2 separate regions of the Homo sapiens genome follow, and region 2 is linked to region 1. The links are chromatin loops, found by intact Hi-C in ENCODE. Cell type or tissue: Caco-2. All regions are shown on one strand. Each heading gives the region's core, and the rest is flanking DNA. Links, peaks and the distances in the headings are about the cores only.

Region 1 (5,382 bases), core at 306-5,305:
GGAGACTAGAAGGCAATATGTTTTCAAATGATACACATATGCTGCTCTTTGATTCTGCAAGTATTTACTGAGTGCTCCCTGCTTGCAAAATACTGTGCTAAGGTGCTAGGTGCTGAGAATAGAAAACTCTTACTCTCCTAAGAAAATATCTATTTTATTTTATTTTATTTTATTGCTATAGCAACAAGTAATCTCCTCTGCCAGTTTTCAATACATTCTTCAGTCAGTGACACTTTGTACTAGTAATTATGCTTCTGAAAGCTAACCCATAAGTGATAGGCTCATGCCCCAGAATGTCAACCAATCGACAGTAGACATGCACCAGTCACCATGTTTCTATAGCTAAGGTTAAAGTCTCTCCCTTTCTGGGTGGTGGCCGCTGCACCATGGCCTTTGGAAGGTCTCATACTGTGAGGGACTTTTGCCTAACCCTGCAAACCTGTCGAAGTGGCACCTAAATAAAACTTGTTGTGTGCCACTGCCACCTTGTGGTCATATATTTTATTTCGACCAGGCCCAGTATGTCCTCCAATTCACTACAAAGGTCTGGAAATTAGACTGGCTTGACTTTCTGCCCTCTAGTTCTCAGTTTGACAGAGGAGTTACGACAAATTCATTCAGGTCAGTGCTCAGTTGATGTATATGAACTATAAGTGGTCAGATTTGGGAAGAGGAAAGAGGTCACTGTGGGCAGGGATGATTCAGGATCCCAGAGGAGATAGAAATTGAACTGGATAATGAGATAACCAGGCAGAGCAAAGGAGATAGAAACCAAAAGATTAAACCAAGAGGAAGCAGGTTAAACCACTAGTAAATGGGGTGATTTTTAAAATTCTAAATCTTCTTCAAGGACCTAGTAGAATTAGGTTCCATGAGATAGGCCGAAAACTGAAAGCAAGTTTCTACCAAGTGGATCTGTATCTCACTAGTATTTCAAAGGTGTTTGTACTCTCCTAATGGTCACTAGACTAAGAATGCTACCCATGAAAATGATTACAGGCTAGTAATGTATGGATTATGATACAGAACAACTTGATGACCCTCTTTGTCCCTGGGTCTAAATAACCCCAGAGAGAAATAACTTTTATAAACACAGAGGAGCTATTATGTCCTACCATGGCTTTTCAAACATGAAATATGCTCATAGATATTCTTTGATTTCACTGGTAAAAGCAGTTGTTCACAGGAAAATAAAACCATCCTTCCCCTGCTGCCCTATCCTTCCAAAGGTATCCCACTGCCCTGATCAGGTTATCCTCCTTGAAACAAAGTAACTTTTAATAAAGTGGGCTGGTGGCAGGGAGAACCTGATATGATCACACACCTGTTATAATAGGATTTAATTCTGCTTCAGATGTGCTAGTTTTAATAAAAAAGGATTGAGCAAATCGAAAATAAATTACACTGAAAGGTCAGGCTTATTGCTTGTACAGTTAGGTTAACTCCCCCCACTGACACTTTTAGAGACTGTATTTATGAGACCTTTTGATTTGGAAAGGAGAGGTATAAAATACATCTACAATTTCCCCATTACTTGCAGCAGTATTTCATTTTCAAGTGTCAATTCCAAGCACTTAACTATGGCATTCTTTAACAGGAGTAAATCTAAAAAGTATGAGTTGTTTACACAATGCTGTTATTCAATATATTAATAAAACAAGCTTTTCTATCCAGTGGAAAGTTAGAAAAATCCTTCCAGAGCTTACGCAGCACAGTAATTCACTTTATTGCATGTGGAACATTTACTAAGAATGTGTTGGCTCCTGATTTGAATGAGCACATTCCTCTGACACAGCGTCTCCTCTACCAGAAGGAGAGTCCGTTTGATTTACTAAGTAGGGATGGATGAACCAATGACCCACCCAGGTTTACTTTCCCAACATATTTAATGAGACATTCAAGTAGGTACAGTGTGTTTGTTTCTTTGCTCAACTCCAGCTTTGCTTTGCTCAGCTTATAGTAACTAGAACTGTTACCATAAGCGATTCCAAATGTCTTTCCTTTCTCTTAGGCTGGTTTCATGATTCATCCATCAAACATAACAGAATGCGGAAGGGGACTTCTATTACTGCAAAATTGGTGACAATGGTCCAAAGCTGAAGACAAAAAAAAAGTAAGAAAGATAATAAACAATGAACACTTGCATGGCATTTATTATGTACCAGGCTTTGTATTAAACATTTTACAACCCTTAATCCAATTAATCTTCACAATAACTCTATGATATAGTTACTACTATTATCTCCATCTTAGAGATGAGAAAACTGAGGCCCAAAAATATAAGTGAGTTGCCCAGTGACATACAGTTTATAAGTGGAAGAGCGAGGATTTGAACTCAGGCACTCTGTGAGCTGACACATAGTTTCTAAGTGGAAGAGCTAAGATTTGAACTCCAGACTTGAAGTGTCTTGTAGCCTAGACTCTCATATTCTAAAGAGAGCCACCAATAAATGGGACCAGATATTTTCCACAAGGCTTACTGGACATACTGTCTTCATCTATCCTCTACCACTCTCCACGTCCAGTCTACTCCCCTGAGACCTGGAGGAGGGGAAGAAGCTATTGGAGTTTTCAGCCTGTTGCAAAAGAAGAAGAGGTTTTCCTCTCCAACACCAAAGCCAAATGAGGTAGGGGTGAGCCTCAAGATAATCTCTCGTAGATTTGGGAGAGCCTGTTAGAAAAGGAGACTGGCATCTTGCTCCCTAGCAGTATACTCATGACCCTGGAGACCCTGAAGATTTACTCAAAGATACCTTTGAGTGGAACAAAGAGATAAGAGAGAATGATATATGTTCTGTAAAGGCAGGTGAGTATGTGTAAATATTGAGGCTGGGCCTGCTTCTCACCTGGAGATTTCTGAAGGCAGGATACTTGCTGTAGTAGACCATTCCAGCAGGGCATGAAAGGGCTATAGTATAATGTAAATGTATAGTATAATGTAACCTAGAGAAGAACAGGATAAAACTGAACTCCTGATCCCTACTGCCCTTAAAAGTCACAGAAAAGGATCATAGCAGTTCTGACTCCACATACAGGAGCACAGACTAGAAGAGTAAAAGCCTTCATGCTACCCAGGCAGCTTGAGGGCTGATAGTCATGGCAACCCATCTAGTGAAGGGATTGGACATTTGGAATTTTGGGAATGACTGAGAGAAACCAGGCTGCTCCTCTTTGACAGTGTCCTCAGTAACAGTGAACACTGCAAATGAAGCTAGCCACCACTCCTGTGACAGCCACATAAGCCACCTATGTACACAGAGGGTAGCCCAACAGCAGAAGCTACCAGCAAGAGCTGGAAACAAATCTAACCAGAGTGAGGCCAGGAGCAATCTCCCTACCCCTAACAGACTGGCTAGAAAGTAACGCCAGAGGAGCTAACTTACAAGAAGGAGGGGGAAGAAGAATAGAGAATGTCATACCCCTGCATCTACACCTAATACTCCTACCCACCTATCTAGAAAGCAACATGGTATGGAGCAATCTTCGAATCTGATAAGACATTGGGATTTTGTAATGGACTAAATTTTGATAACTGAAAAGGACCAGAAGGTTATGAATTTTGAAAAGGGAATTCAACAAAGCAAAGTTGGAATCAACGTTTGGAAAACATAAAACCTTTACAAGTTAATGCCCCAAATAACTTAATATTCTTCAGTAAATCAGTTACGTCAGAATTCCACTGTGGAGGACAGATGCCTCTGTAGCAGGCTGTAGGGGTGTGGCAATTATTTTTCATGCCCTTAACTTCAGAGGTTACAGATCCACAGAAATATTCCAACTTTCCATGGTTTATTTTCAGTTTATCACTCATGGATTTATGAGCAGCAGGTATTGCCCAGACCACCTGGCTAGGGCAGAATACAATCATACACAAAGAAACAGTAACGAAACAGTCCTGTGGCTCAGTTTCCACTTGCAGAATTGGAGGAACTTTAGCCCCATCCAAATCCCTCCTTCTGGCTCTAGTTGGCTATGGTGGAGGATAGGTGAGGAAGGATCATTGGGGTGTCTTGCAACTTCTGTCTTAGGCCTTATTTCCACATAATTCCTGCATGCCCGGTCCTGACCACACTCTCTGGAGCCTAGCCCATTGTCACTACCCAAAGACTCTACTGCTGTTTCCTGTCATAACACTCCACCTTCATGATGCGGCTAGTGCCATCGCCACCACTGCAGCAGAAGGCCTCTTCTGTATTGCTGCTCTTAGTCTCATACAGAATACTAAACCAGAATGTGCTGGTACATTTCAGATACATGGGAGTCCCTTTCCCTTAGACTCTGATATTTGTCCCAAAGGAGTATGTCAGAAGCCTATATGAGTGTCAACATATCACAATACACTTGGGGTCCCTCTCTACACAACCTAGTATTATTCCTGCACCAAGTTGATGGACCCAAACTCCCTCTACTACCAAGGTGAGTTCCTATTAAGATTAGATATGTATTGTGCAAGTGCTCTATGTTGAAACAGTGTGATAATTGTTTATTATCACACTTAATCCTCAAGTGTGACAGGAATAGTTTTTTCGGACAAAAATTAATTTTATCAGGTAATTTCTGGTTAAGATTAGTTTTGCCTGAAAAGAAACATAAAATGGAAATAATAATTCCTTAAACAACACAGGGGCTTTGTTTCCCCTCATGTTCCAGTAGGATTGCTGTGATACCCCACTGTGTCAGAGACCTGGACTTCTATTTTATTCCTCCATCTTGTGGGGCTGAGGCTTTAGCCATGATGATCCTGTTCATCATGAAATGAGAGAGACATGCTGCCTCCCTTTAAGAACACTTCTTAGAAGTTGCACACACCACTTCTGCTTACAATTCATTGTCCAGAACTTAGTCACATGGTCACACCTAACTGCAAGAGTGGCTGGGAAATGTAGTCCTTATTCCTGATGACCATGTGGCCAGCTAAAGAATTGGGGTTCTCCAAAAGCAAATGCAATAAAAACAAAGATAAATAGCTGGGACCTAATTAAACTAAAGGGCTTTTGCACGGCAAAAGGAACAATCAGCAGAGTAAACAGACAACCCACAGAATGGGAGACAATCTTCACAATCTATACATCTGACAAAGGACTAATATCCAGAATCTACAACGAACTCAAACAAATCAGTAAGATAAAAAACAAACAATCCCATCGAAAGTGGGCTAAGGACATGAATAGACAATTCTCAAAAGAAGATACACAAATGGCCAACAAACATATGAAAAATGCTCAACATCACTAATGATCAAGGAAACGCAAATCAAAACCACAATGTGATACCACCTTACTCCTGCAAGAATGGCCATAATCAAAAAACAGCAGATGTTGGCGTGGATGCGGTGAACAGGGAACGCTTGTTGGTGGGAATGTAAACTAGTACAGCCACTAT
Region 2 (5,358 bases), core at 359-5,358, 80 kb after region 1:
AAATTTGACTTTGGCTTAAGAGAAATGTTAAGCTATTCATCCTGTTTTGGTTCTGAGTTCCACACTGTCTCTACTCTAAGCTTCCTTGTGGTCAGCTTAGTACAGTGCTGAAATAGAGTCTGGGGGCTAATGCCCCCAATGTTATTTTGCTTCCTTTGCCACTCTTTAGTCACATGCGTCTCTTGTGGAACATACCAGGGTGACAGGGCCAAGGCAGAATTTAAATATTCCCAAGTCACCTGGCCAATCACTACCATAACTCATCCCTTAATGGTGCCTGGATCTCACCTCTGTCCCTGACACTGACATGATCTCAGAAAACAGGGCAACTGTCTTCCCCAGGGACATTTGGGGAATAAAGTCCCACAAAAGAGATTGAGGTTTAGTCCTCAAACTTGAAGCACTGCTGCTGTAGGGCCAGTATATACTCTCCCATGTGTAACAGGCAGGTGCTGGTATTGGTGTAAACATTCATTTTAGGAGCTGGGATAACCTTGTCCATGACTTCAAACTGCAGGAGCCACAAGGTTCTGCAGCTAGGTCTCCCTGAAATAAACAGAATTCTAGTGTGTAACATTTTTGGCCTAATGGATCATTAGATCCAAATACTCATACACCCAACTTAGATGACAGACCTAGATTCTGTTCCTCTGGACTTTGTTTTAACTTGTATCCGGAGATAGAGAATGATGGTCACATAAAATTCTGAGGTGTCATGGCCTCCTGTAAAGTTTTCTGAGTCCCTTCCCTACCATATGTTCTCATGTTGACTCTGATTTGGACACTGCATAAACGCTAATATAAGAATTTGTGGAGAAAAGATAGAGTTAAAAAAAAATAACCCTTAGTGATTTGCAAGTCCTAATCAAAAGACAAGACACACCTTGCAGTTGCTTTCCTGATCAGGAATCTTCAATAAATATCAGCCAAGAGTCTAATTATGGCTGTGGACTTCAGAGACCTCAGAGTGTGGGTGCAATCACTGAAGGAAGGTAGAGTTCACTCATAAAAAGAGATTAAGACCTTCACTACATGGACACAGTAGCTTATTCTTGGACTGAGGTGAAGAGTAAAAGTTAATGAAAGAAAAAAGATCAAAGGTCAAAAAGGCATTAAATAATAACCATATCCAGAATGCTGTAGGGCATTAAATAATAACTATATCCAGAATGTCGTGGCTTTGAGAATTGGGTCGGCCTGGAAATAAAGGCCCTTGGTTAGGTTAGGTTACATTATAGGATAGGTTAGACTACAGGATAGGATAGGTTAGATTACAGGGTACTTTAAATGAACTAAAAACTCTTGCCCGGGAGATAGTTATTGCTTTGGAAGTGGTGGCAAGCAAGCTAGGAAAGAATTAGGAAAAGAGGCCGGGTGCGGCGCCTCACACCCGTAATCCCATCACTTTTGGAGGACCAAGGCGGGAGGATCGTTTGAACCCAGGAGTTCGAGACCCACCTGGGCAGCATGGCGAAACCCTGCCTCTACAAAAAATACAAAAAATTAGCCCGTCGTGGCAGTGCACACCTGTAGTCCCAGCTACTCGGGAGGCTGAGGTGGGAGAATCCCCTAAGCCAGGGAAGTCAAGGCTGCAGTGAGCCATAATTGCAAAACTGCACTCCAGTCTCAGGGACAGAATGAGACCGTGTCTCAATAAACAAAACTAGGAAAGGGAGAAAGCTTGAGATCTTAGAAACCAGGATAGACATATATGAAAGGAGAAAAGGATATACCTACATAGATACAGCACCCAGATCTCAGACCCAATTGCAATCATTTCTCATGAAGGCAAGGGAAACCATCTACCTAACTGTAAACAGTGTAGCTAACATACATTAGGAAACAGTAGATGAAATACCACGACAATCTTAGTAGAAAGGGGTAAGTTATCATATTTCAGCAGTGATCTTATTGCCAGTACAAAACTAAATGCCAGTACAAAAACAAATGGCATTTGGAAACTTACAGTTGATTTCAGGAGAGGGCTGAATAAGGTATCAATCCTAAATGATGATGATGATGGTCACATAATAAATATTCTAGCAAAGGTGAGACCTTATGCAAAGATCTTTTTTATCTTGGATTAGCAAATAGGCTTTGAGCTCCACCACTGAAGGAGATATGTTAATTCAAAACTATTCATGATGAGAGGTAGACAGTTGGGAGATGAATAGTGCTCACCATCAACCTCCCATAGATATATGGAGACTCTTGAAGACAGCCCACATAATTTGGTAATCCAATATATTGATGAATTCTAGTATCTATATCACAGAAAGATCAGAAATTAACCAAGCATATCTTGGGGGCAATACAGACAGGGAAGAAAGTCAACGGAAAGATACAGCTTGGATCTGACTACAGTGGCCTAGATGAAAGTTTCCTTAGCAGGAGAGCAATGTATCAGGAAAGGGACAAACGATAAAGTCACTAGGCCAACAAATGAAAAGAGCCTGGTATCAACAAGCTTTTGTAATGGTTGCATTACAGTAAGAAAGGCCGATGCTTGGTCCAATTATCTAAATGAAACACTGGTACAGGGAAGGGATACCAGCTAGCATGGAGAACACTTAAAAAGACAATAGCTTGGGCACCAGCTTTGGCCTTACCAAACACTTGAGAACCTTGGAACCTCTGCCTAATAATACTACCCAATACTGGCCGGGCGTGGTGGCTCACGCCTGTAATCCCAGAACTTTGGGAGGCCGAGGAGGGCAGATCACGAGGTCAGGAGATCGAGACCAATCCTGGCTAACACGGTGAAACCCCGTCTCTACTAAAAATACAAAAAATTAGCCGGGCGTGGTGGCGGGCGCCTGTAGTCCCAGTTACTCGGGAGGCTGAGGCAGGAGAATGGCGTGAACCCGGGAGGCGGAGCTTGCAGTTAGCCGAGATGGCGCCACTGCACTCCAGCCTGGGCGACGGAGAGAGACTCTGTCTCAAATAATAATAATAATAATAATAACACCCAATACCATAGCTATTGGTGATACAAGAAAATTTATTTTGTTATTTAGCTTCCAGAGGTCTGGAAGGCTTCTCTAGCCTCTGTAAGGTAGCCTAGAAGAGCTAGGGGTTCCCAGTGCAAAATACCCTGATTCAGTCACACCACCCCCTAACTGTTCACGGAGGGAATAGAATTTATAAGAACAGATTAATAATATGCTATCCAGTCATTACTCTTATTAAACACCCTACGCTTTCTAAATGAATTACTAAGGGGTAAGAAGAGCTATGCACACAAGGTGAGTATCTTAATTTGAGTTCCCTCAGAAGCAAATGCTGATACGAAGATTCTAATGCAAGTAGTTTATTCAGGAGCTGACCTAAGGAAATACCTACAGGGGAGTAGGGAAGTGATACAGGGGAAAAAAAGCAGTTAATAGAGTGTGTTATCAAGACAGCCACTACTGTGGGTGGCTGGAGCTTAATCCGGTGGGTAAACTCTGGGGAACCATAAATCACATACCTTAGTTACCTTGCTCAAGAGGTAAGAGAGTTGGGGCATTCATACACCAACTCCCATCAGTTTTTTTATTCAGAGCCACTTCCAGATGCGTTAATCCCTAGCTCTTCCAGCCTACCATGTGGAGGGTAGAGAAGCCTTCTAAGTCTCTGAAAAAGCCTTCAGAAAGAGATAGTGGCAGGCAAAAATCAGTTGGAGCACACAGAAATAATAAGGCTGAGGGATAGGTGACAGGATAGTATAAGCTATGTGTATTTCAACCACAGAAAAATATTACTCCTTGTCTATTAGGCAGGATGGCTTAGGAAGATGAAGGAAACATGAGATGGAATACTCAGAGAAGTCTGAAATTTGGTAACAACTTGAGGATTTCAGGAATTGGTAAGAACACCTGGAGAGAAAGACGTGGTGGCCTTGAAGCTGACCTGGGACTCTTAGCTGCACTGGCTACTGCACCATAGAGGGGGAACAATAGACCACAGAGGGGACCTTTGCCAATAATTAGGAAATAACAGCATTTTATTTTGATGACAGTAGATAGATTCACCAGTTAGGTAGAGGCTTTTCAAACCAAACAGCCAGCAACTAAGATAGCTGCAAATATTTTAGTTCAAAAACTTCTCTTAACTGGGAGTCTTAGACGAAGAACCAAATTTGGAAACATATTTCACGAGAAAACTGTGTAATCTGAAAAGTATCCAAGTATAGCATAACACCTGTAGGCCAGGTAGCCAGAGAAAAAGATAGAACTATACAATAAAGCCATACCAACGGCTACGATGAAAACAAGAGATTACTGAGCTCACCACCTGCCTTCTTTTGATTCTAAGGAAATTAGAGCCTGATTAGCCAATGAATCAAGACAGAGCTTTACAAGGACCTCTGTGGAAGATCTAGGGTTGTTGGGAAATCCCATTCACCCCTTATCTTTTACAGATAGAGGCCTTGAGTGAAGGAAGCCACTCAGGGTCTCTGTTTCTCTGCTCACTTTCCTCCTTGTACATTTTCCAAACAAGGAATCAGGTTGGGTCAGATTCCAATGTAATCCACTGGACCATTTTTGCTGGTGGGCAGAGTCATTATGCTTTATAAGACTGCATTCACATATATAGCACTCTCTTCTGCTTCCTCTGGCCTCCACGGAGCTGATACAGTAAACTGACAATCCAGGTTTCTCTCCCCAACATAGCAGCCATGTCTAGACCACTTGTTTGAAATGGTATTTCCTTCTTGGGATTTTTACATTTTCAATGGGAGTTTAATTTCTCTGTAGAAATTTAACAATAAGAGGGGTTTCATATTCAGACTTGAGGCATTTTTGTACTTCCAAGATGCTATTATTTGGACTAAGCTATCATCTGGTATTCACTGTATGGGTCTGTTTGGTAGGCTAGGTTCAACAGTGTAGCTATACATACTTTAAGATGAGAAGTAGAATAGGTGAATTTTTCACTAAATATATAGTGTGGTCTTTAAGTTAAGTCCTGAATAAAACTATTTCACAAGTTTCTAAGGATGACATCAGAAGCATCCATTGAAGGCCTTGGGGAGCTGAATTTCACATCACTTTGGTCCAAGAAAGACTCATAACAGCCATGATATGGAACAGGGAAATGACTCCATGAAAAGGCTACAAGAACTTACCTGCAGATTTTCTCCCCTAAGGTAGAGAATCACATATTAGCTCAGCTACTGAACCCTTTGGATTACCAGAGAAAGAATGAGAAGTAGAGATTGTTAAATGTCCATGCTGGGGTTCAAAGACCGTAACTGTGCCCACTCCCACCTGCCATCTTCTCTGCTCCCTAGGAAAAGAAAGGCTGAATTGACTGATCAGAGTCCAGACCCTCATTAGGCTGTTTTCTACTGCACAGAACTTGGGGTTATCAGTA

Evidence for each region. Peaks named below come from ENCODE experiments on the same cell type or tissue, not always from the same donor. Only the 100,000 strongest peaks of a DNase experiment are listed, where the experiment ranks them.
Region 2: a loop joins it to region 1, with 7 times the contacts of the local background. A loop is called at or near these places in 1 of 110 quality-filtered maps.

The regions. Positions count from the first base shown.
Region 1 is chrX:129,359,919-129,365,300 of GRCh38, forward strand. No RefSeq gene overlaps it. Among named protein-coding and RNA genes, the nearest start is that of SMARCA1, 160 kb to the right of the region's middle. In Caco-2, for the core only: a CTCF peak has its summit at 470 (motif pointing left); a DNase peak (open chromatin) is centred at 443.
Region 2 is chrX:129,439,788-129,445,145 of GRCh38, forward strand. No RefSeq gene overlaps it. Among named protein-coding and RNA genes, the nearest start is that of SMARCA1, 81 kb to the right of the region's middle. In Caco-2, for the core only: no CTCF peak of the experiment used is centred there; a DNase peak (open chromatin) is centred at 3,454.